2 separate regions of the Homo sapiens genome follow, and region 2 is linked to region 1. The links are chromatin loops, found by intact Hi-C in ENCODE. Cell type or tissue: PC-9. All regions are shown on one strand. Each heading gives the region's core, and the rest is flanking DNA. Links, peaks and the distances in the headings are about the cores only.

Region 1 (12,078 bases), core at 3,546-11,545:
CTTTCTTGCCAAAGCATTTTAAAAGCAGGGTCCCTACGCCCCATTTACTTCTTAGACAATAAATATGGTTTACTTTTTTCCTAAGATGATGTTTTGAATTATAAAAGAGGGGGTTCATTTATATTTTGTTTATAAATCAAATAAAGCTATGTTTAAACGTAATGATTTACTGTATTTTTTTTTCTCCGTATATCATCAAGGCTTTTTTCATAGGGACATGAAACCAGAAAACTTGCTTTGTATGGGTCCAGAGCTTGTGAAAATTGCTGATTTTGGACTTGCAAGAGAATTAAGGTCACAGCCACCATACACTGATTATGTATCTACCAGATGGTGAGTAGGGGTTATGCAGCCCTCCTGAGGCATAAGCCTATGGTGAAATTTTCCTACGATGGATTGTTACATATTTCTGGAAGTTCCATATTGAATATTTAAAACACAGAATTGAATTTTATATTCTTTAAAGAAAGCGAAGGATTGGTTTATTGCTATTCTGATCACTGAAAAAAAAAGGAAAAAGAATTTCATTTATTCACTCATTCATTCATTCAACAAATATTTATTGAACACCTACTATGTGCCAAACATCATTTTAGGCACAGAGAACACAGCAGTGAAATAAAAAAAGAAAAGAAAAATCTCTGCCTTATGCTGCTTACATGACAGCCAATAGACAGATAAACAAGTTAAAAATATTATGGATCACCAACAGAAAGACATACACGTGTTCACCAGAAGACATGAATCCTCTCTACTGCACGCCACCCAAACGTCCATGAACAGTAGCATCGTATACTCACCCAGTGGAATGCTTTGCAACAATGAGAACGAAGGGTCTATGACTGCATGCAGCAATGTGGACGAATCTTAGACAATGTTGAGATCAAGAGCCCAAAGAGAAAAAGAGCACATACCATATGATTTCATTTATGCAAAGTACAAAAAAAGAGAAAACTAATCTGTGCCATGAAAGTCAGGATAGCAAGCAGTTCTATGGGGTGGGGATGTGTGTAGTGCCTGGACTAGTGCACAAGGGGCCTTCTGGGTGCTGATAGCATGTCTTTCTTTTTTTTTTGAGATGGAGTTTCGCTCTCTCGCCCAGGCTGGAGTGCAATGGCGTGATCTCGGCTCACTGCAACCTCTGCCTCCCGGTTTCAAGTGATTCTCCTGCCTCAGCCTCCCGAGTAGCTGGGATTACAGGCACCCATCACCATGCCCAGCTAATTTTTGTATTTTTAGTAGAGACGTGGTTTCACCGTGTTAGCCAGGCTGGTCTCAAATTCCTGACCTCCGGTGATCCTCCCACCTTGGCCTCCTATGCATAGTGCTGGGATTACAGGCGTGAGCCACCGGGCCCGGCCGATAACATGTCTTTCTTGATCTGGGTGCTGGGTCTGTGGATGTGTTGTATTTGTGAAAATTCATCAAGCTCTACTCTTACAACACATGCCTCTGCCTGTGTGAATATTATACTCCAGTGAAAACAAGAACATATGTGTATCAGGCTGGGCATGGTGGCTCACGCCTGTAATCCCAGCACTTTGGGAGGCCGAGGTGGGGGATCACTTGAGACCAGGAGTTCGAGACCAGCCTGGCCAACATGGCTAAACCCCGTTTCTACTAAAAATACAAAATTAGCCGGGTGTGGTGTCACGCGCCTTGGTGCCAGTTACTTGGGAGGCTGAGGCATGAGAATCACTTGAACCTTGGGGGCAGAGGTTGCAGTGAGCCGAGATTGCGCCACTGAACTCCAGCCTGGGCAACAGAGCAAGACTCTTTCTCAAAAAAAAAAAAAAAAAAAAAAAAGGAATATATGTGTATCAGATGTTGATACATTATTATAAAGAAAAATAAAATAGGAAAGGGGGCAGGGAGTTGGGGGAGATGGGGAGAGAAAGGAATGTTACATGGAGGGTCTGACTGAGAGTAGCCCTGATGGAGATGCCAGGGCCAGCAGGATTTTTTTTAGGCAGAGTAAAAGCCTTGAGACAGGTGCACGCCACACGTGAATTCTGCACAGTGCAGAATGAATAAGGAGGGCAGTCGTAGGAAACAAGGGCAGAGTTTGTAGAGTGGCCAGAAATGATAGTGACTTGGACCTGCTGGCCATGCAGGTAGTGAGAAATGTGGGATTCTAATGAATCAGATGTGGGGGCTGAAAGAAAGGAGTCCGTGTCTTAGTGTGTTTTTTTGTGTTGCTGTAAAGGAACACCTGCGGCTGGGAAGTTGGTAAAGAAAGGAGGTTTATTTGGCTTCCAGTTCTGCAGGCTGTACAAGAAGCATGGCACTGGCATCCGCTTGGCTTCTGATGTGGGTTTTTATGCTGCATCAAAACATGGTGGAGAAGGTCAGGCCGGGCGTGGTGGCTCACACCTGAATCCCAGCACTGTGGGAGGCCAGGACGGGTGGATCACCTGAGGTCAGGAGTTCGAGACCAGCCTGGCCAACGTGGTGAAACCCAGTCTCTACTAAAAATACAAAAATTAGGCCGGGCACAGTGGCTCACGCCTGTAATCCCAGCACTTTGGGAATCCGAGGCAGGTGGATCACGAGGTCAGGAAATCAAGACCATTTTGGCTAACACAGTGAAACCCCGTCTCTACTAAATATACAAAAAAAAAAAAAAAAAAAAAAAAATTAGACGGGTGTGGTGGCGGGCACCTGTAGTCCCAGCTAGTCCCAGCTACTTGGGAGGCTGAGGCAGGAGAATGGCGTTAACCTGGGAGGCGGAGCTTGCAGTGAGCGAAGATCGCGCCACTGCACTCCAGCCTGGGTGACAGAGCAAGACTCTGTCTCAAAAACAAAAAAAATTAGCCAGGCATGGTGGCACATACTTGTAACTTGGGAGGCTGAGGCAGGAGAATCACTTGAACCCGGGAGGTGGAGGTTGCAGTGACCCGAGATCGCGCCATTGCACTCCAGCCTGGGCAACAAGAGCAAAACTCCGTCTCAAAAAAAAAAAAAAGAAAAGATGGCGGGGTGAAGGTCAAAGGGGAAATGGGCACGTGCGAGAAGGGAACAAACAAGAGGAGGAAGCTTGCCGTGGAGCAACCCACTCTCTCAGGAACTAATTTCATCTTGCCTGAAAAAGAACTCATTCACTACGTGAGAACAGCACCAGGCCTTTCATGAGGGATCCGCCCTGGTTACCTGCGAATGTGACCTTATTTTGAAATAGGGTCTTTGCAAATGTAATCAGATTAAGATGAGGTCAGACCACAGCCTGGCTGGTCTTAATCCAGTAAGACTGATGTCCTTATAAAAAGAAGGCAGACAGAGAGATGGAAGAGGGAAGACACGTGAAGGCACCTTGGGAGAAAGCAGTGTGATGTACACTTTAAATGGATCAACTGTATATTATGTGAATTATATATCAATAAAGCTTGTAAAAATATTCGTCAAAGTATAGTAAGTTCTCACTTAACATCATCAGTAGGTTCTTGGAAAGTTTCACTTTAAGTGAAACAACATATGATGAAACCAATTCGACCATAGGCTAATTAAAGTAAACAATTTTATGGCACGTTTCTGGTCACAAAAACATCACCAAACTTCTTTTTTTTTTTTTTTTCCTGTCACCCAGGCTGTAGTGCAGTGGCACGATCTCGGCTCACTGCAACCTCTGCCTCCCGGATTCAAGTGATTCTCCTGCCTCAGCCTCTCGAGTAGCTGAGCTTACAGACGCCCACCACTACACCCAGCTAAGTTTTTGTATTTTTAGTAGAGACGGGGTTTCACCATGTTGGCCAGGCCGGTCTCGAACTCCTGACCTCATGATTCACCCGCCTTGGTCTCCCAAAGTGCTGCAATTACAGGTGTGAGCCACTGTGCCTGGCCACCAAACTTCTAAATAGTGACCAAAACACTAATATTGAACATTGAAATACATGTAAGCTATACATACATTTGAGAAACATTAATAAAAACAAGGAAGATAATTATTCGCCAAGTTATTCTAGTTCAGGGTCACAGGTGGCAACAGCGTGTCCTGGAAGCTGGGGGTGCAAGGTGAGCACCAACCATGGACGGGACAGCCTCCCATGGCAGCACGCCCCCTCCCCACCCCCCCCCCGACACACACATGCACACACTCATCCTGGGGCCACACAGGCACCCCAGTTCACCTGACATGCACATATCTAGGATATGGGAGGAAGCTGGAGTCCTGGAGAAAACTTGTAGACTTGGGGAGAATGTGCAAACCCCACACATTGGCCCAGCCAGAAATGCCTTTCTTTTTTTTTCTTTCTCATCAACATTACAATGAAACAACATTGAGCAAAAACAACAGTGAACAAAACTAGTTTATTTGAGGGCTTGCAGTATTCTCAATGAAAGCAAAAAGACAGTATGCCAAACATTTGGACTGAAATATTTACACATTTTGGTTGGAAAAAAAGAGAATTGAGAGTGTCTTCCATTTAGCAGACTTTGTGTTGGACTCACCAGCTCACTTTGCTCTTGTAAATTGAGTATTTTTCTCAATTAAAAATATTGTTAGGCTGGGTGCAGTGGCTCATGCCTGTAATCTCAGCACTTCGGGAGGCTAAGGCAGGCTGATCACCTGAGGTCAGGAGTTCGAGACCAGCCTGGCCAACATGGGGAAACCCCGTCTCTACTAAAAATACAAAAATTAGCTGGGCATGGTGGTGTGCCCCTGTAATCCCCGCTGCTCGGGAGGCTGAGGCAGGATAATCACTTGAACCCAAGAGGCGGAGGTTGCAGTGAGCCGGGACCGCGCCATTGCACTCCAGCCTGGGCAACAAGAGCAAAACTCCACTCAATAAATATAGTTGACTACAGAAGAGGAGTCAGTTGAGGATATCAGTACTTTCAAACTGATAAAAAAAAACTCCACTACTCAGGATATAATCCTGTTCATCTTTTGTTTTCTGTGCTTCCTTGTGAATAGATGCTGAATATAATGCTTTGTAACATAGTTTTTCTACTTTTTTTCTTAATATATCAGATGGCACTTATTTCCATATCTATTCAGTTGAGTTCCTGTCTTAGGCTTGATGGACATTTCATAGACATTTGTCTCCAGCCCCACTCATTGTCTGTGATCAGGGAACATGTGTTGTGTCCTATTATCCCCAGAACATTGTACAAATGCCTGACACACAGATGGAACAGGGTCTGAATACCTGTTCCTTGATGGAAATGCATGACCACACAGCGTAGAATGCTACTGCCCATCCACCTTTGAAATTGCAATCAAAATTACCTCTTTTGTTCTCTATTTTCATAGGTATCGTGCCCCTGAAGTTTTACTGAGATCTTCAGTTTATAGTTCTCCCATTGATGTGTGGGCTGTTGGAAGTATCATGGCTGAACTCTATATGTTAAGGCCACTTTTCCCAGGGACAAGTGAGGTCGATGAAATCTTTAAAATTTGCCAAGTTTTAGGGACTCCCAAAAAAGTAAGTACTCTTGTCCCTAAGTTGCTATAACTTTTGATTATTTCTATCTTGCTACTTTGCTTTTAATTTTATAATTTTGATTATTTACAACTTTTGCCTAGATATCTGATATTTTCATTTTGAAATAGGCTCATACTTTAATGATTAATTTTCTTATAATTCTTTTTTTTTTTTTGAGATGGAGTCTTGCTCTGTTGCCCAGGTTGGAGTGCAGTGGCTCAATCTCAGCTCACTGCAACCTCCACCTCCCAGGTTTAAGCAATTCTCATGCCTCAGCCTCCCAAGTAGCTGGGATTACAGGTGTGCACCACCACGCCTGGTCAATTTTTCTATTGTTAGTAGAGAGGAGATTTCACCATGTTGGCCAGGCTGGTCTTGAACTCTTGAGCTCAAGCGATCTGCGATCTGCCCACCTCAGCCTCCCAAAGTGCTGGGATTACTTGGTGTGAGCCACCACGCCCGGCTGTAATCCTTATTTTTTTAATCGGAGTGGGTTAAGGATTGCAAGAAGCCAGAATCCCACCAGCTGAAGAAAAACAGGTGCTTGCCTTTCCTTAAGAACTTCAGGAAAAATTCTGTGTGTTTAGAGTGTAACTTGGGGGTGATGCCCAGCTGACACTGTACAGACAGCCTTGCTTGAGCTCTTTCCTGCTCATTCTGTGGCTGGCCATTGGCATCACCTGTTAACCCCTGGTGTCTTGAACCTTGTTTTTTCTTAACCGTTTCTTGTTTCCTTTTTTATATCTCCCCTGTGGATATTTGACTTCTTGAACTGAGTGCTTTTCAATTAACTATATTTCATCTACACCTTTCTTTCTGAAATGTGCTTTATAAGTGTGTATATAATGACATCCTAATTAAATTAGTAAGTGCCTTGTAGTTAACATTACACAAGTAAATGTAGATATTAAAGCTTTAATGTAATTGTCATTTCCCAGATATGTGCATTTTTAACATTGTATGCAATGGGTAATATACACGACAAGGATCTTTGTTCACAGTCAGCCTCTTTGTAAAGCACTTTTCCTTATTTGTTCAGAGTTAACCCAGGTATCATCACAGCAACATCACCATCAGGATCTAAAACCAGACAAGAGCTTAATATTGCAAAATTTATAAAGGCGGGCATGGTGGCTCATGCCTGTAGTCCCAGCACTTTGGGAAGCCCAGGCAGGAGGATCACTTGAGCCCAGGAGTTCAAGACCAGCCTGGGCAACATAGTGAAACCCCGTCTCCACAAAAAAAAATTAGCCAGGTGTGATGGTGCGCACCTGTAGTCCCAGCTACTCAGGAGTCTGAGGTAGGAGGATCTTTTGAGCCCGGGAGGGTGAGGCTGTAGTGAGCCATGATTGCTCCACTGCACTCCAACCTGGATAACAGAGCCAGATCCTGTCTCAAAAAAAACACAAAAAAACAAACAAAAAAAAGCTATAAAAGTGCTTTTCGCATTGTTTCCTAACTCTCAGCTTAATGTTCTTTCTATACTGTCGTAGCACTAAATTATAGACGTGGTCTGGTATTTCATTTTCATGTTTATATGGATCAACATGAAAATGTTCAAACATAAATGATGTTTATATTACTGCTGTGTTTTTTAAATGGATTACTAAAAACAATTTGTTTTGCCCTCCCCACCTGCACTTATATATTCCTGAAACAGAGTGACTGGCCAGAAGGATACCAGCTGGCATCCTCTATGAACTTCCGTTTTCCCCAGTGTGTTCCTATAAACTTAAAAACTCTTATTCCCAATGCCAGTAATGAAGCTATTCAGCTCATGACCGAAATGTTGAATTGGGATCCAAAGAAACGACCGACAGCAAGCCAGGTAAGAGGAGTCTTCCTGTTAGACCTTTAAAAATGTTTAGGTTTTGTAATATCAGGGATGTTTTCATTTACAAAGGCAGGTCTATTCTCAACCAGGATTTTACTAAGAGAATTAAACACAAAGTCCTAGGCATCCAGCGTATGTAATAAATTAATTTCTAGGCATATAATATCATTGGGAGAAATGCAGAAATAGCCACACCAATGATTTTCTGAGTTTTGTGGTTCAAATGAAGAACCCTGAGGTTGCAACAAGGAATCAATCTGCAATGATAAAAATTCAGACCTGCGACAGACTAGTTATGAAGGAATCTGTCATGGAAGCAAAAAGGCATCTCATGAATCATTCCACATAGTAGACTTTCCTATGCTGCCTTTACAGTTTAGGGGTGGGATTCTGGTTCACTTTATACAACAGTATCATCCCTTGCTGGGACTGGAGTGTGCAGCCTCTGGCTGCCACAAGAGGGCAGCATTGTGGCACCCAGGCTTTGTTCCTTTGTGACTACACCTGACATATCTACAGATGTATTCCAAGTCTAGGGCCTTTAAACCCAGTGTTTTTGTCTGCAAGGCTTCAATAAAAAGGCAATAATAAACTTTATTGTATTCTCATCATTTAAATATAAATTCCATGTGAAAATTACAAAAATTTATTTTGCTTTTTTTAAAATTAATCTTGAGAAAATGTTTTCTAAATGTCATCTGGAAGAACAAATGGGAAAGGATAGTCAAGATATGTTAAAACAAGAATAAGGAATTAGAGAGCGGTGATAGGGATGGACAGCTTGCCCCATCAGATATTAAAGTAATCTTTAAATTGATGATGGTAACAGTGGAAGTACTGGCATAAGAATTGACAAATAGCTGAATGTTGCAGAACATATGAGTCAGCACAAGGTAAACAAACGTGGCATCACAAAGAGGGGAGGACGGCTCAGTGGGTGATACTGGGAAAATTCATTAGCTCTTAGGGAAAAAAATAAATTGAGGTCCTTACTGCTCACCATACTTTACAACTCACAGAAGGGTTACATTTTGTTGTTGTTGTTGAGATGGAGTTTCACTCTTGTTGCCCAGGCTGGAGTGCAATGGCATGATCTCGGCTCACCGCAACCTCTGCCTCCTGGGTTCAAGTGATTCTCCCACCCTCAGCCTCCCGAGTAGCTGAGATTACAGGCATGAGCCACCACGCCTGGCTAATTTTGTATTTTTAGTAGAGACAGGGTTTCTCCATGTTGGTGAGGCTGGTCTCGACCTCCCAACCTCAGGTGATCTGCCCTCCTTGGCCTCCCAAAGTGCTGGGATTACAGGTGTGAGCCACCGCGCCCGACCAGGATTACATTTTCAAAGTGTAAAAAAAAAAGCACCCTAAACTGTTAGAAACAAAAGGAAAGCATACATGTGTATTTGATCTCAAGGTGAAAAAACACGGGTATAAAAATAATAGAAGAAACCACAAAAGGAAGATTCAAACAATTTGATTACATAAAAAGTAAAATTTTTCTCTATGTAAAAATCTTAAAATGGAAAGATAAGACAGAGAAAATTATTTTTAATTCTTAATATAATACTCCTACAGAAACACAAGAAAAATACTGAAATGTGTATGTGTATTTTCTTTTTTTTTTGAGATGGAGTTTCTGTTGCCCAGGCTGGAGTGTAGTGGCATGATCTCCACTCACTGCAACCTCCGCCTCCTGGGTTCAGGCGATTCTCCTGCCTCAGCCTCCCGAGTTGCTGGGATTGCAGGTGCCCGCCACCACGCTTGGCTTATTTTTGTATTTTTGTAGAGACCAGAGGGGTTTTTTTGTTTAGTTTTTTTTTGTTTTTGTTTTTGTTTTTGAAACGGAGTCTCGCTCCATCGCCCAGGCTGGAGTGCAGTAGCGTGATCTCGGTTCACTACACCCTCCGCCTCCCAGATACAAGCAATTCTTCTGTCTCAGCCTCCCTAGTAGCTGGGACTACAGGTGCCTGCCACCACACCTGGCTAATTTTTGTATTTTTAGTAGAGATGGGGTTTCACCTTGTTGGTCAGGCTGATCTTGAACTCCTGACCTTAGGTGATCCACCCACCTCGGCCTCCCTAAGTTCTGGGATTACAGGAATGTGCCACTGTGCCTGGCCAGAGACGGAGTTTTACCATGTTGGCCAGGCTGCTGTTGATCTCCTGACCTCAGGTGATCTGCCTGCCTTGGCCTCCCAAAGTGCTGGGATTACAGGCATGAACCACTGTGCCCAGCCGTTTAAGTGTATTTTCTAATTTTTCTTTTTTAAAATTTTTTGAAAGTTTTGTTTCTTTAAAGATGGGGTCTTACTATGTTGTCCTGACTGGTCTCAAACCCCTGGTCTCGTGCAGTTCTCCTGCCTTGGCCTCCCAAAGTGCTGAAATAATATAGGCGTGAGCCACCACACCTGGCCCATATTTTCTAATTTTTCTAAACATTCATTACCTTCATAATAAAGACATAATAAGTTTTTCAAATGTATTTTAAAAAGAAAAGTAGTAATGGGACATGAAAAAGAAACACAGGAAAAGAAATACAGATTACAAAAAATATTTTTTAAATGTTCAGTCTTTGTTTACTATTATAAAATGCAAGTAGAAATGAGATACCGTTTTTCATTTATCTCTCTTAGTAAGAGAAAGTAATTTTGTAGTATATAAAAAGAGCCTTGAAGACAATCAGAAATTATGCTCAAAGATGTTCAATTCCAATAGAAAACTGTACATTGAAAGTTAATCAAAATGTTTCCAACCATGTGCGGTGGCTCTGCAGTGCCGCACACCTGTAATCCCAGCACTTTCCGAGGCAGGCGGATCACTTGAGGTCAGGAGTTTGAGATCAGCCTGGCCAACGTGGCAGAACCCCATCTCTACTAAAAATACAAAAAATTAGCTAGGCATGGTGACACACACCTGTAATCTCAGCTACTCGGGAGGCTGAGGCAGAAGGATAGCTTGAACCCAGGAGGCGGAGGTTGCAATGAGCCAAGATCGTGCCACTGCACTCCAGCCTGGGTGACAGAGTGAGACTCTGTCTCAAAAATAAATAAATAAATAAATAAATAAATAAATAAATAAATAAATAATGTTTCTAAACTTAGGTTATGTGCATCTTTAATTTGGAATATACTGCCAGCATTAACAGTGAATTTGTAAAATAAAATTTTTAAATAATTTGGGAGAAATCTCATGCTAAAATACTATTATACAAATAATATGATTTTGTTTTTGAAAAATATATTTTATATGATGAGAAAAAAATACCGAAAAGTATAAAAAATGTTAGTCTTGGTTGTCTCTGGGTGTTAAATTTTTATTTTTGTCTTGAGAACTCTATACGTTTCTCATTCTCTACAATGATCACTGCTTCCCTTAAGTAAATAGGAAAAAATAAATGCTATTAATTTTTAAAGTTTTCCCTCTTCTTGAAGGATAGTAACTGGTATCTTAAAGTATCTTAAAAGGGAAGAGTTGGCCGGGCACAGTGGCTCATACCTGTAATCCTAGCACTTTGAGAGGCCAAGGTGGGCGGATCACGAGGTCAGGAGCTTGAGACCGGCCTGACCAACATGGTGAAACCCTGTCTCTATTAAAAATACAAAAATTAGCTGGGCATGGTGGCGTGTGCCTGTAATCCCAGCTACTCGGGAGGCTGAGGCAGGAGAATTGCTTGAACCCAGGAGGCGGATGCAGTGAGCCAAGATCGTGCCACTGCACTCCAGTCTGGGTGACAGAGCGAGACTCCATCTCAAAAAAAAAAAAAAAAAAAAAGGGAAGAGTTGTTATAAATAAAGCCTTGAAATTACAAAACACATCCTCAAAGTTTCCAGCTCCAAAATATGCATCATTAATTTAGGAATATTGACATACTAATTACTTAATGTGACTTAATTCAGAATTTGAGTACCTTCAGTGTGCTAGGCATTGAAGTATTCAAATTATGTATATTTGTGTATTCCACTGAGAATGCAAGTAACCCTTAACAAACTCTTTCTTGTGCTCTGTTTCACAGCCCTGCTTTTTAGTGGAAGTGGAAAGACCTAATTAGGGAGAGAGGTTGGTTAAGTTGTAGAATATGAAGACCATTTAAAGTACCAAGCTGCCTTCTGTTCCTCTAAAAACTGCCCTTACACATGGGAGGAGTTAACTGTTGGTCAGGGCTATGTTCCCACCTATGTGGGGACTGGCTAAAGGCAGGAGGTTCAGGGGAACAGAGCTTGACCATCTTAAGGAACCCATCCCCCCAAAAATGACCAGCTACTTTGCCCAGGTATTTGATGCCAATAAGGGAATTTTTCCATAGCTGAGCTACACAGGCTTTAGACATTCTGTAGAATATTTTTTCGGTTTTAGCCTTACTGACGTTGTGAACCAGATAACTCTTTGCTGTGGGGTGCTATTGTGTGCATTATGGGATAGTTAGCAATGTCCCTGGCCCTCTAGACACTAGACACTAGTAGCGTCCCCCAACCCCTGTCATTATAATAAGAAATGTCTCCAGACATTGCCAGATATCTCCCAAGGGGCAAACTTGCCTCCATTTGGGAAGCACTGCTATTAGATGGTGCCACCCATACACCAGGGGGTCCTTTCCCTCTCATGCAAGCAGTCAGGTGACTGATCTAGATAAAACTCAAACAGTGATCATTTTTCATAATATTTTTATATTTTCTTCCCATAAATGTCTTCTCTTTGCTGGTATACCGATGAAATAAACTTCAACAGTATGTGTTTGTTGTCCCCTCTTTAGATTTTTTTTTTATTACTAGTAGGTATATTGTTGTACTCAGGCTGAGAGTAACCCGGAATTTTACATACAGC
Region 2 (12,078 bases), core at 2,792-10,791, 320 kb after region 1:
ATGATGAAGACAGGTAGGTGTGGCTGTAAAAGGACAACAGGAGAGGTCAGAGTTCTTTGTGGTCATGGCTGGGGAAGTAAATACACAAACCTACACATGCGATATAGTTATTTAGAACAAAATACACATGAGTAACAGTGAAACTGAATAAAATTGGTAGTTTATGTACATTTTAATATACTAGATGCAATATTGTATGATAGTTTTGCAAACTTTACTGCGGGAAGCTGGGTAAAGGGTACATGGAATCTCTCTGTAGTACTTTTTACAATTGGATCTACAGTTATCCCCAAATAAAAATTTTAATTAAAAAAATAGATAATATCGGCCGGACATAGTGGCTTATGCCTGTAACCCAATGCTTTGGGAGGCTGAGGTGGGAGGATCACTTGAGGCCAGGAGTTATAGGCTGCAGTGAGCTATGATTATGCCACTGGCCTATAGCCTGGGTGACAGAGCAAGAACCCCTTCTTAAAAAAAAAACAAAACTGTTATCTCCATTTTGTAAAGGAGGGAACCAACCCAGACGTGGTTTTTCTCAAGAGCATTAAAATTAGTAAGCCATTAAAATTGGTGGAGCTAGTTTTTTTTTTGTTTTTTGTTTTGAGATCGAGTCTCACTCTGTCACCCGGGCTAGAATGCCTGGAATGCACAATCTCGGCTCACTGCAACCTCCGCCTCCTGGGTTCAAGCAATTCTCCTGCCTCAGCGCCGCCCCCCCACCCAACAAAAGTAGCTGGAATTACAGGCATGTGCCACCACGCCTAATTTTTGTATTTTTAGTAGAGATGGGGTTTCACTATGTTGGCCAGGCTGGTCTCGAACTCCTGACCTAAGGTAATCTGCCCACCTCGGCCTACCAAAGTGCTGGGATTATAGATGTGAGCCACGGTGCCCCTGTGTGTGTTTTAATGACACATTTTGTATCTTCAGGCACACCTCACCACAAATTATTGTGAGCCACTGACTCCTACATGATGCCTTGGCTTAGATTCATTCATTCACCGTTTCACTCTCCGTGGGCACTTTGGAAAACCTGGAGGGAACAGCCACTGCACACAACCCTCCTAAGAGCAGGGGCGGCAAGGATTACTGGCCCCATTTCACACTGGAAGGAGCCTGTTTTCACGTCAGCCAGGGCAGCTCCCAGGCCCATGCCCCTGACTGCCCCACGGAGCTGCCAGGTGGGGAGAAAGGGCGAAGGGATGGAAGCCACTCGGCCAGCTTCTCAACTTGACTTAGTAAGAGCTGTGCTAGAACCATTAGAAAAACAGACATGAAAAATAGCAAAACCATCAAAAGCTGGAAGTGAGGAATAGGTAACTCTGCTGCTACACTATGAGAACATGTGTCTCCGCCAGGACACTCCAGAAAGGATGCTATTCTGTGACTCACGCCCCCATCCCATATGTGGTATAGTGGAGGCCCTACATCTAGGGCCATTGGGCACAATTCATCTGTCTCTTTTATTTTTATCTTTTTTCAGAGACAGAGTCTTGCTGCTCTGACACCCAAGCTGCGGTGCAGTGGTGCCATCCCAGCTCACTGCAACCTCTAATTCCTGGGCTCAAGTGATCCTTCCAAATAGCTGAGACCACAGGTGCGTGCCACCATGCTGAGAGGTGACAACGTGCTAGCAGCCCTGGCTCGCTCTCAGCACCTGCTCGGCCTTGGTGTCCGCTCTGGCCAAGATTGAGGAGCCCTTCAGCCTGCCGCTGCACTGTAGGAGCCCCTCCCTGGGCTGGCTGAGGCCTGAGCCTGCTCCCTGTGTTTGCCAGGAGGTGTGGCTTGCGAGATGTGGAGAGAGAGGCGCTGGGCGGGAACCGGGGCTGCTCACGGCGCTCGCGGGCCAGTGCGAGTTCCCAGCGGGCGCGGGTTCCGCACTGGGAGGGGCCGTCAGCGCTGCCGGCCCCAGGCAGTGAGGGGTTTAGCACCCAGGCCAGCAGCTGCAGAGGGGGCGCCGGGTCCCCCAGCACCGCTGGCCCGCTCTCGCCGCGCTCGAATTCTCTCCGGGCTTCAGCCACCTCCCGCGGGGCAGGGCTTGGGACCTGCAGCCCGCCACGCCCGAGTCCCCCGCAGTGGACTCCCAGGCGGCCCAAGCCTCCCCTAACGGGCGCCCCCCTCCTCCGCCGGCACCCGGTCTCATTAACTGCCCAAGGGCTGAGGAGTGTGGGCGCACACCGCCGGACTGGAGGGCAGCTCCGCCCACGGCCCTGATGGTGGATTCACTAGGTGAAGCCAGCTGGCTTCCTCAGTAGAGTTGGGACTCGGAGAACTTTTATGTCTAGCCGGAGGATTGTATATGTGCCAATCAGCACTCTGTCTACCTTGGGGTTCATGGGTGCACCAATCAGCACTCTGTATCTAGCTAATCTGGTGGAGATTTGGAGAACTTTTCTGTCTAGCTAAACGATTATAAATGCACTAATCAGCGCTCGGTGTCTAGCTCAAGTTTGTAAACACACCCATCAGCACCCTGTACCTAGCTCAAGGTTTGTAAATGCACCAATCAGCGCTCTGTGTTTAGCTCATCTAGTGGGAACTTGGAGAACTTTTGTGTCTAGCTAAAGGTTGTAAATGCACCAATCAGCACCCTGTGTCTAGCTCAAGGTTTGTAAGCGCACCAATCAGTGCTCTGTGTCTAGTTAATCTGGGGAGGACTTGGAGAACTTTTATGTCTAGCTAGAGGATTGCAAATACACCAATCAGCACTATGTGTCTAGCTCAGGGATTGTACATGCACCAAACAGCACCCTGTCAAAATGGACAAATCAGCTCTCTGTGAAACAGACCAATCAGCTCTCTGTAAAACAGACCAATCAGCTCTCTGTAAAACAGACCAATCAGCTTTCTGTAAAATGGACCTATCAGCAGGATGTGGGTGGGGCCAGATAAGAGTATAATAGCAGGCTGCGGGAGCCAGTACTGGTAACCAGCTGCAGTACTTTTTGTGTGGTGTGGAAGTGTTTGTTTTTTGCAATAGATTTTTGTTGCAGTTTAGGTTTGTATTTTCTTTGTTTTGTAGTGCTTATTATGAAGGTTCGTAGGTTTATGTCTGTAGGCCAGGCAGGTCATTAAACTTAACAAAGAATAAGTAAGTCGGGAGAGGGGAATAGAAATCTCCACATACATATTCTTAAAAGCTGTAACACTCACCACAAAGATCTGCTGAGTGAAGTCTGTGAGACGAACGCACCAAGTCTGGACGCTCTGTCAGGCTACATTTTACGTTTTTGGGAGTGAGCAGGTGTTATTCTGTTCCCCGGGTTGGTTTTGAAGTCATGGCTCTCAAGTAATTTTTGTGCTTCTCAAAAGTGCTGGAATTGCAAAGGTAAGCTACCTTTACCTTGTTATCCTCATCTTCTATTACTCCTTGTCATTTAGAGGGAAGGCACAGGTCCAGGGTTTCTTGGATTCTAAATTAAACTACTAGAAATGGGAGCTGAGCCTTGGGAAAGGAGGAGGCAGCAACTGCTGCCTATTTACATCCACATTCAACTTCACAAAGCAATTTCTGAAGCTTCTCTACTTCTCTGCTTCTCTGCTTTTCCACACCTCAGGGGAAAAAAAAAAGCAATAGTTACTCATCTCAAAAACATCCGTGTTATTCAGGAGGGGTTAAATTGTGCCCAGTCCACCCTGTTTTAGTGTAAAGGAGACAAGAGGAGAGAAAAAGCTTTAATTTCCTACAATTGCTAAGTAAACTGCCTGAATGGATTAGCTTATTCCTCATTCCATCAATTAGATTGGCATTATTGCTTCACTTTTACAGAATAGAGATGGAGGTTTCTAGTGCAGGGCGCCAAGCTAGTAAGGAATGAAGTCTGGGTGCAAACACAAATCTCCAAAGCTGATTCCAGCGTCCAAAAGAGAGGGTTGGTGGAAGTGGGGTCACTTATAAAAACTATAAAAAACTTTGGCTGGGCGTGGTGGCTCATGCCTGTAATCCCAGCACTTTGGGAGGCCGAGGTGGGCAGATCACGAGGTCAGGAGATGGAGACCGTTCTGGCTAATACGGTGAAACCTGTCTATACTAAAAATACAAAAAATTAGCTGGGCGTGGCAGCAGGCACCTGTAGTCCCAGCTACTGGGGAGGCTGAGGCAGGAGAATGGCGTGAACTTAGGAGGTGGAGCTTGCAGTGAGTCCAGATCGAGCCACTGCACTCCAGCCTGGGCGAGAGAGTGAGACTCCCTGTCTTAAAAAAAAAAAGTATAAAAATTTTTAAATGAAAAGTTTTCAAGTTTAGAGAGTCTTCAATCTGTAAAGTACACTTCTCAAAAGAAGACGTACATCGGGCCAAGAAACATGAAAGGAAGCTCAACATCACTATTGTTAAAGAAATGCAAATCAAAACCACAATGAGATACCATCTCCTCTCAGTCAGAGTGGCTATTGTTAAAAAGTCAAAAAACAACAGACGCTGGCGAGGTTGCAGAGAAAAAGAAATGCTTTGACACTGTTGGTGGGAGTGTAAATTAGTTCAACCACTGTGGAAGACGGTGTGGCAATTCCTCAAAGAGCTAGAGGCAGAAATACCATTTGACCCAGCAATCCCATTACTGGGTATATACCCAAAGGAATATGAATCATTCTATTATAAAGATACATATGCATGTGTGTTCATTACAGCACTATTCACAATAGCAAAGACATGGAATCAACCCAAATGATAGACTGATAGACCCATCAATAATAGACTGAAAAATATGGTGCATGTACACTATGGAATAGTATGCAGCCATAAAAAGGAATGAGATCATGTCCTCTGCAGGGACATGGATGGAGTTGGAAGCCATTATCCTCAGCAAACCAACACAGAAACAGAAAATCAAACACTGCGTGTTCTCACTTTTAAGTGGGAGCTGATTGATGAGAACACATGGACACATGGGGGAAAGTAACACACAATGGGCACCTATCGGGTGTAGGGGGAGGGGGAACATCAGGAAGAATGGTTAATGGATGCTGGGCTTAATACCTAGGTGATGGGATGATCTGTGTAGCAAACCACCATGGCATTCGTCTACCTAGGTAACCTGCACCTCCTACACGTGTACCCTTGAACTTAAAAATTGAAGAAAAAAATTTATAAAGTGCATTTTTGTACTACAGGTTAAGTATCCCTTATCTGAAATGGTTGGAACCAAAAGTGTTTTGAATTTCAGATTTTTTCAAATTTTTAAATATTTGCAAATACATAGTAAGATATCATGGGGAATGGGACCCAATTCTAAACACAAAAATTGGTCTTAGCTTTTCATATGTACCTTATACACATAGCCTGAGGGTAATTTTATATAACATTTTAAATCTGTGATGAAACAGTTTGTATTAGGGTTCTCACATGTGGAATATTCTACTTGTGGCATCGTGTTGGTGCTCAAAAAGTTCAGATTTTGGAGCATTTTGGATTTCAGATTTTTGTTGTTGTTGAGACGGAATCTCGCTCTGTCGCCCAGGCTGGAGTGCAGTGGCCAGATGATCTTGGCTCACTGCAACCTCCACCTCCCAGGTTCAAGAGATTCTCCTGCCTCAGCCTCCTGAGTAGCTGGGACTACAGGCACACACCACCACAGCCGGCTAATTTTTTTATTTTTAGTAGAGGCAGGGTTTCACCATGTCGGCCAGGCTGGTCTCGAACTCCTGGCCTCAGGTGATCTACCCGCCTCAGCCTCCCAAAGTGCTGGGATCACAGGCGTGAGCCACCGCACCTGGCCCTACTAAATTTTCAAAGACTTTTTCCACTTAGCTCTCTTTTCCTCTTCTGTTTTTTTCCCCCTTCACCTTCCATAATTAAACTCTCAGGGTCCAACAGAAGTCTGATTGCACTGTTTATTTTTACCTCCTTTTTTGTGCTTTCTCCTAAAGCAGGAGTCAGCCTTTTTCTGTGAAGGGCTAGATAGCAATTTTTTTTAAGCTTTATTTTCCATTTTTTAACTTTAAGTTCCGGGGTACATGTACAGAACGTGCAGGTTTGCTACATAGGTATATGTGCGCCATGGTGTTTTGCTGCAACTATCGACCCGCCATCTAGGTTTTAAGCCCCACATGCATTAGCTATTTGTCCTGAGCATCTCTTTTTTTTTTCTTGAAGGAAGGTTGCACATCAGACAGTGTTAGTAAAAATTCAACTCCAAATGTTTTGGGACTCAGTGACTGTGGTCTTTCCTCATGAGTTTGTCACAACCAGATATGGACCCACAGGGGTCAGGGAGGTAATTTTTTAAAAAGATCAACAAAGAGACAGCAATAATATGGCACCATCTGCAGGTTAACTTGTGAATTACAATGATTTGTGTTGCATGTAATGTACTAGCTCTTCATTTAACTTTCCTGCTGGGCGGTCATTTCAGATCAACATCAAAAGCTACAAACTGGAAACAGAGGAAGATACTAGCCCCGTGTTTCTGATTCAGTATCACTGAAATACTTTGGAACCATATAAAGGGCAAAGTACATTCCACATGTTGAAGGACAGTGCCTGGCCCTGTGGGGTGTCATCCCCAAGCTGTAGGCATAGTGGCAACCCAGGGGTTCATCTCAACTCCCATCAGGTCAGTAGCTTTTTGGGTGATGAAGTGTATGGTCGGGATCAGCAGGTCCCCTGGTTATGCGCCCCCTGCCTCACCTCATTCTCTTTAGAATGTCCTAGGCACTGTTACTCTGGATCCCATGTCAGTAAATCGGGTACTCAGTGACCCTTAGGAAAGGCTACTATGTAGTGGATCATTGTGATGTTCTGCACAAGGTCCCCAGAGTTTAAATCTCTTTATTGTATCATGACAGAGACATGAGAGTTAACTTAGCCCTGGGACAAAATTGTGAATGTGCATTGTGAACTGCAAAATAATAAGAATGAATGAAAATGTAAACTGGTTTGGATCATATTTCCTGATGGGGATAGAAAAGAACACAATCAAAATCAAATGCAAAATCAACGGCTGCATACCATGTACTTGAGCCTGCACACATCTCTTCCAGCCAGCGTGCCGTATCTGGCCCAATTTGGGTCTGCTACTTGGTTGAGTTGCATAATCTACTATCCCAAGACAAACCAGGATTCCTCATGATCCAGACTGGTTAATGAAATGGATGGCTTGGCACAGTGGCTCATGCCTGTAATCCTAGCACTTTGGGAGGCCAAGGCAGTTGGATCACCTGAGGTCAGGAGTTCGAGACCAGCCTGGCCAACAGGGTGAAACTGTCTCTACTACAAAAATACAAAAATTAGCTAGGCATGGTGGTGCACGCCTGTAGCCTCAGCTACTTGGGAGGCTGAGGGATGAGAATCGCTTGAACCTGGGAGGTGGAGGTTGCTGTGAGCCGAGATCATGCCACTGCACTCTACCCTGGGTGACAGAGCGAAACTCTGACTCAAAACAAATAAATGTAGATGTTACAAGGAGCACCAATCCACCATGTTTTCGATTCTTACGGGTAGCACCAATTTTGGCCATCTCCCTCCGTCTCCCTGTGTGCATCTCATAATGCCCTCTTCTCCATCCTCCCATTGTCCCCTCCTCCCCCCAGATGAAGTACACACAATATATCTCTTTTGTTTGCTATCTTGGCAGAGTGGATAGGGTCAATTTCAGAAATTTCTACTTGGCTTTCCCCATGGAATGCCCTCACCCCACAGGCCAAAGACCCAATGGGGAGGCTATGCCAACTTCTGAGAATATTTACCCCAGTTATACATTTGTGGACTGAGGCCATGACTGCCGGTGGGCCTGTAGTCTTACTGAATCCACTGTGAGCCACCATGCCATGGACAGGACTCCATGGATCACCTGGTCACCATGTGCCCCACAGAAGCAGAGTGCGGGCAGCTGCAATGCTGTGGCAGGTCTCAGGGTATCAATGTCACTTCTGACCCTGTTCTAACAGTCCTCCAAAATACTTCAAATACTTGAGTATTTCCCCTTCCCTGGTGAACAGTTCTGTGAGATCTTAGGTCCCCTTGCAGAAGGACTCAGGAAATCATGACTGTGCCCATTTGCCAGGGTGTTACAGGGTCTTTCTGTTAGATACCTGGCCCTCCTCCCAGTCAAGGGCTTCAGGGTTTGAAATCTGGCGCATATTCAGAAACTGGGCAGGTGGTCCTGACTTTTGTAGGAGCACCCATCCTTAGTCTGCTCATTATCCATCCTGGATTTCTTCCTATGACACAGGTTGAGAAGCACCCCTGTCTGCCTGTGTATTTTGCTGCTAGGGATGTGGTCCTCTATGAACTATCTCCATAGCTCTCTGTGGTCCAGGCTCCCTCAGCTGCTTTTCTGAGCTTTTCCCTGATTGCGGTCATGGCTTCCACCTGGCTTCTGAGGATTATGTGCCACCACGTAGTTCTCCTATTTTAGGGTCTTGTCATCCCACTTGCTATCAGTAAGCCCAGCTCTGTTGAACCCTTCCAACTGTCTGCCCAGGCTGGCAGAGTAGAGCCACCACTGAGCTTCCGAGTGATGTGGGTGCTTTACGTCTTGGTGGAGGATGTTTTCTCTGAGCCTTCCTGTGGAGCATAAATATCTGGTAAGTGATCTGGTCTTGGATGGCACTTCACTGATCATACACACCTCCCTGAGTCTTACAATCCCTTAATCCACTGTCTGACTTGGCACTTCTGACATTTTAACATTACCTAGCATGGGCATCCTCTTTTTCCATGGTCCGAAAGCCATCTGTACTAGCGTCTGTGGCTGCCGTAACAAATGACCACAAACTGGATGGTGTAAAAACAACAGAAACTGTTCTCTGACAGTCCTAGAGGTCAAGGTGTCATCAGGGCCACACTCCCACCAGGGCTTTAGGGGGAGAATCGGTTCCTTGCCTTTTCCAGCTTCTGGTGGTTTCCAGCATTCCTTGGCTTGTGGCCATATCACTTCAGTCTCTGCCTCTGCCTTCACATGGTCTTCCCCCTGTTCTCCATTATCTATCTATGTGTCTCCTATAAAAACACTTGTCACTGGATTTAGGGCCCACCCATATAATCCAGGATGATCTCATCTCAAGATCCTTAATTCTGAAAAGACCATTTTCCCAAATAAGGTCACCTTCACAGGTTTTAGGGATTAGGATGTGGACATTTCTTTTGGGTTTGCAGGGGGTGGGGTGGAGGGCACCAAACTCACTATGTCATCTTAGTTCCAAATGTACACCATCTCCTGGGGTCTTTACTCGGGGGTTAAATCCTATATCTTTGGCCAGGGCTCTCCAGTCAGTAGACTCTCCCCCATCCACATTTATGTTCTGGCCCCCTTGACCAAGTACCCCAAGAATCCAGTCTTATTCATACCCCCTGACACTTTTGGTACCTGTTAGCTGGGTCATCAGCTCTCTTTGAGTTTAAGCCCTTTCTTCCCTTATAAGGCCCAGTGCAACCTCAGCTGGGTGATGCTGGAATTTAAACCTATACTAGTATCCGGGAAAGAAGCTGGGGCTCATCCTGGGTGGAGGGCACAAGTGTCTTGAAGGGAAGAGGCCTCTGCATTGTCTTCAAGCAATGGGGCCGGGGGTGGGCTGGCTCTTGCTATGGAGGGATAGCCCACATTTGTGGGGTTGGAGGGTCTAGAGGAAACTAGAATTTCAAGGGGTAGGGCATCAACACAGATGTTTGCATCCTGTATTTCACAGTCCTGTTCTTCCCCAATCAGGGCCCTGAACTTGACACAGCAGATCTGGCATGGTTGGGAGTGTCACCTTCTTTGGTCTCAGATGATTAATTCTTAGCCCTGGTCCTCAGCTTTCTCTGGCCTCCCAATGCAAAAGAGAGTTTCTCTGTACACTTCCAAAGAGGTTCTCTGGCATTCATACTCAGATTTCAATTGCTTGGTAATTGCTTTCAACCTTTTGTTATCTTTTTCTAGAGTAAAAGGAGCTTAACTATATGGCCGTTCTCCAGGTTGCTGCTCTAAGCAACAGGGGCTGATTCCACCAGCACCTCTAAGAAGTGTACAGAATTCCTCCCAGCATTTGGGAGCTGGGGCACTTGTCATTGGCTCTCATCCTCTATCATGGGAAGATTGCCACCAGATGCATTAATTCCATGCATCTGGTGCACCATGGTGCACTTCGGAGGCTCGCATGATTTGGAGAAGGCAGAAAAGCAGAGTTGTAGAGCATAGGCTTGAGGCAAGCAGGCAGCTGAGCTCTCATGGAACTGTCTACCATAGCAGCAGCTGAAATTAGAGGCAAGCCCAGGGGCAGGAGGCAGTGTACCAGAATCTGCTGCTACTGCATGCACATTTCCAACTATTTTATCAATGTCAAATTTTAAACTTTTTATATCCACTTGTGTTCCTTTCCAGAGTTCAAACATTGAATTAGTTGTGCAATGGAAGGAGTATTACCAGGACCCAGATGCAGCCCAAGGAAAAAAGAAAACAAAAGGAGACACACACAGTAAGTGGTGTCTCATTGTGATTTGGATTTGCATTTCCCTAGTGATTAGTGATGGGAAACATATTTTCATGTGTTATTGGTCATTTGTTTATCTTCTTTGGAGAAATATTTATTCAAGTCCTCTGCTCTCTTTTTTTTTTTTTTTTTTAGTCAGAGTCTCGCTGTATTAGTCTGCTCTCACACTGCTCATAAAGACATACCTGAAGCTGGGTAATTCATAAAAGAAAGGTTTAATTGACTCACAGTTCCACATTGCTAGGGAGGCAAAGGAGGAGCAAAGTCACATCTTAAATGGCAGCAGGCAAGAAAGTGTGTGCAGGGGAACTTCCCTTTATAAAACCATCACATCTTGTGAGATATCCACTATCACAAGAACAGCACAGGAAAGACCTGCCTCTATGATTAAGTTACCTCCCACTGGTTCCCTCATGACACATGGGAATTATGGGAACTACAATTTAAGATGAGATTTGGGTAGGGACACAGCCAAGCTATATCACTTGCTGTGTTGCCTACGCTGGTCTCCAACTCCTGGGCTCAAGTGATCCTCCCACATTGGCCTCCCAGTAGCTGGGACTACAAGCTTGAGCCACTGCACCTCCTTTGCACATTTTTAAATCAGATAGTTTTGTTTTTGTTGTTGTTGAGTTGTAGGAGCTATTTATGTATTCTGGATATTAACACCTTATCAGATGTATGATTTGCAAACATTTTTTCCCCATTCCATTGGTTGCCTTTTCACTCTGTTGATTGTGTCCTTTGATGCCGAGAAGTTTCTAAGTTTAATGTAGTATAATTTATCTATTTTATGGCTGGGCCTGGTGGCTCACACCCGTAATCCCAGCACTTTGGGAGGTTGAGGTGGGTGGATTGCTTGAGCCTAAGAGTTTGAGACCAGCCTGGGCAACATGGCAAAACCTTGCCTCTACTAAAACACAGAAAAATTAGCCAGGTGTGGTGGCATGCATCTGTGATCCCAGTTATTCGACAAGCTGAGATGAGAGGATTGCTTAAGCCTGGCAGGTTAAGGCTGCAGTGAGCCATAATTATGGCAATGCACTCCAGTCTGGGTGACAGAGCAAGACCCTGTCTCAAACAAACAAAACATTTATCTATTTTATTTTTGTGGCTTGTGCTCTTGGTAACACAACCAAGAAATCATTGTCAAATCCAATGTCATTGTAAAGCTTTCCCTCTATGTTTTCTTCTAGAAATTTTATAGTTTAGGCCTTACATTTAGGTCTTTGATCTATTTTATGTTAATTGTTACAAACGGTGTAAGGTAAGGGTCCCACTTTCTTCTTCTGCATGTGGACATTCATGTTTTCCCAATATTATTTGTTGAAAAGACCCCTTTCTCCATTGAATGGTCTCAACACCCATGTAAAAAGTCATTCAATCATATAGGCAAGGGTTTACTTCTGGGCTTTCTCTTCTATTCCATTGGTCTATGTGTCTGTTTTTATGCCAGTACCACACTGTTTTGATTATTGTTACCATATATGACTGTCTAAAAAATTTTATGTATGTATAAAAATTTTTATGTATACATAAAATTTATACATACATAAAATTTTTTTTGAGACAGTCTTGCTCTGTTGCCCAGGCTGGAGTGCAGTGGCACAATCTAGGCTCAGCTCACTGCAACCTGCGCTTCCTGGCAAGCGATTCTCGTCTTGTA

What was found. Peaks named below come from ENCODE experiments on the same cell type or tissue, not always from the same donor. Only the 100,000 strongest peaks of a DNase experiment are listed, where the experiment ranks them.
Region 2: it touches region 1 in a loop (7-fold over the local background); 75 of 110 quality-filtered maps call a loop at or near these places.

The regions. Positions count from the first base shown.
Region 1 is chr6:10,797,065-10,809,142 of GRCh38, reverse strand. MAK (male germ cell associated kinase) reads left to right here. Exons shown (of 15, transcript NM_001242957.3): 6 at 201-333; 7 at 5,252-5,423; 8 at 7,084-7,251. Among named protein-coding and RNA genes, the nearest start is that of MAK, 35 kb to the left of the region's middle. In PC-9, for the core only: CTCF peaks have their summits at 7,517 and 7,719 (motif pointing right); a DNase peak (open chromatin) is centred at 8,162; H3K27ac peaks cover 439 bases.
Region 2 is chr6:10,472,819-10,484,896 of GRCh38, reverse strand. LINC02522 (long intergenic non-protein coding RNA 2522) reads left to right here and starts at 2,931. Exons shown (of 4, transcript NR_183333.1): 1 at 2,931-3,331. In PC-9, for the core only: CTCF peaks have their summits at 6,013 and 6,212; no DNase peak of the experiment used is centred there; H3K27ac peaks cover 865 bases.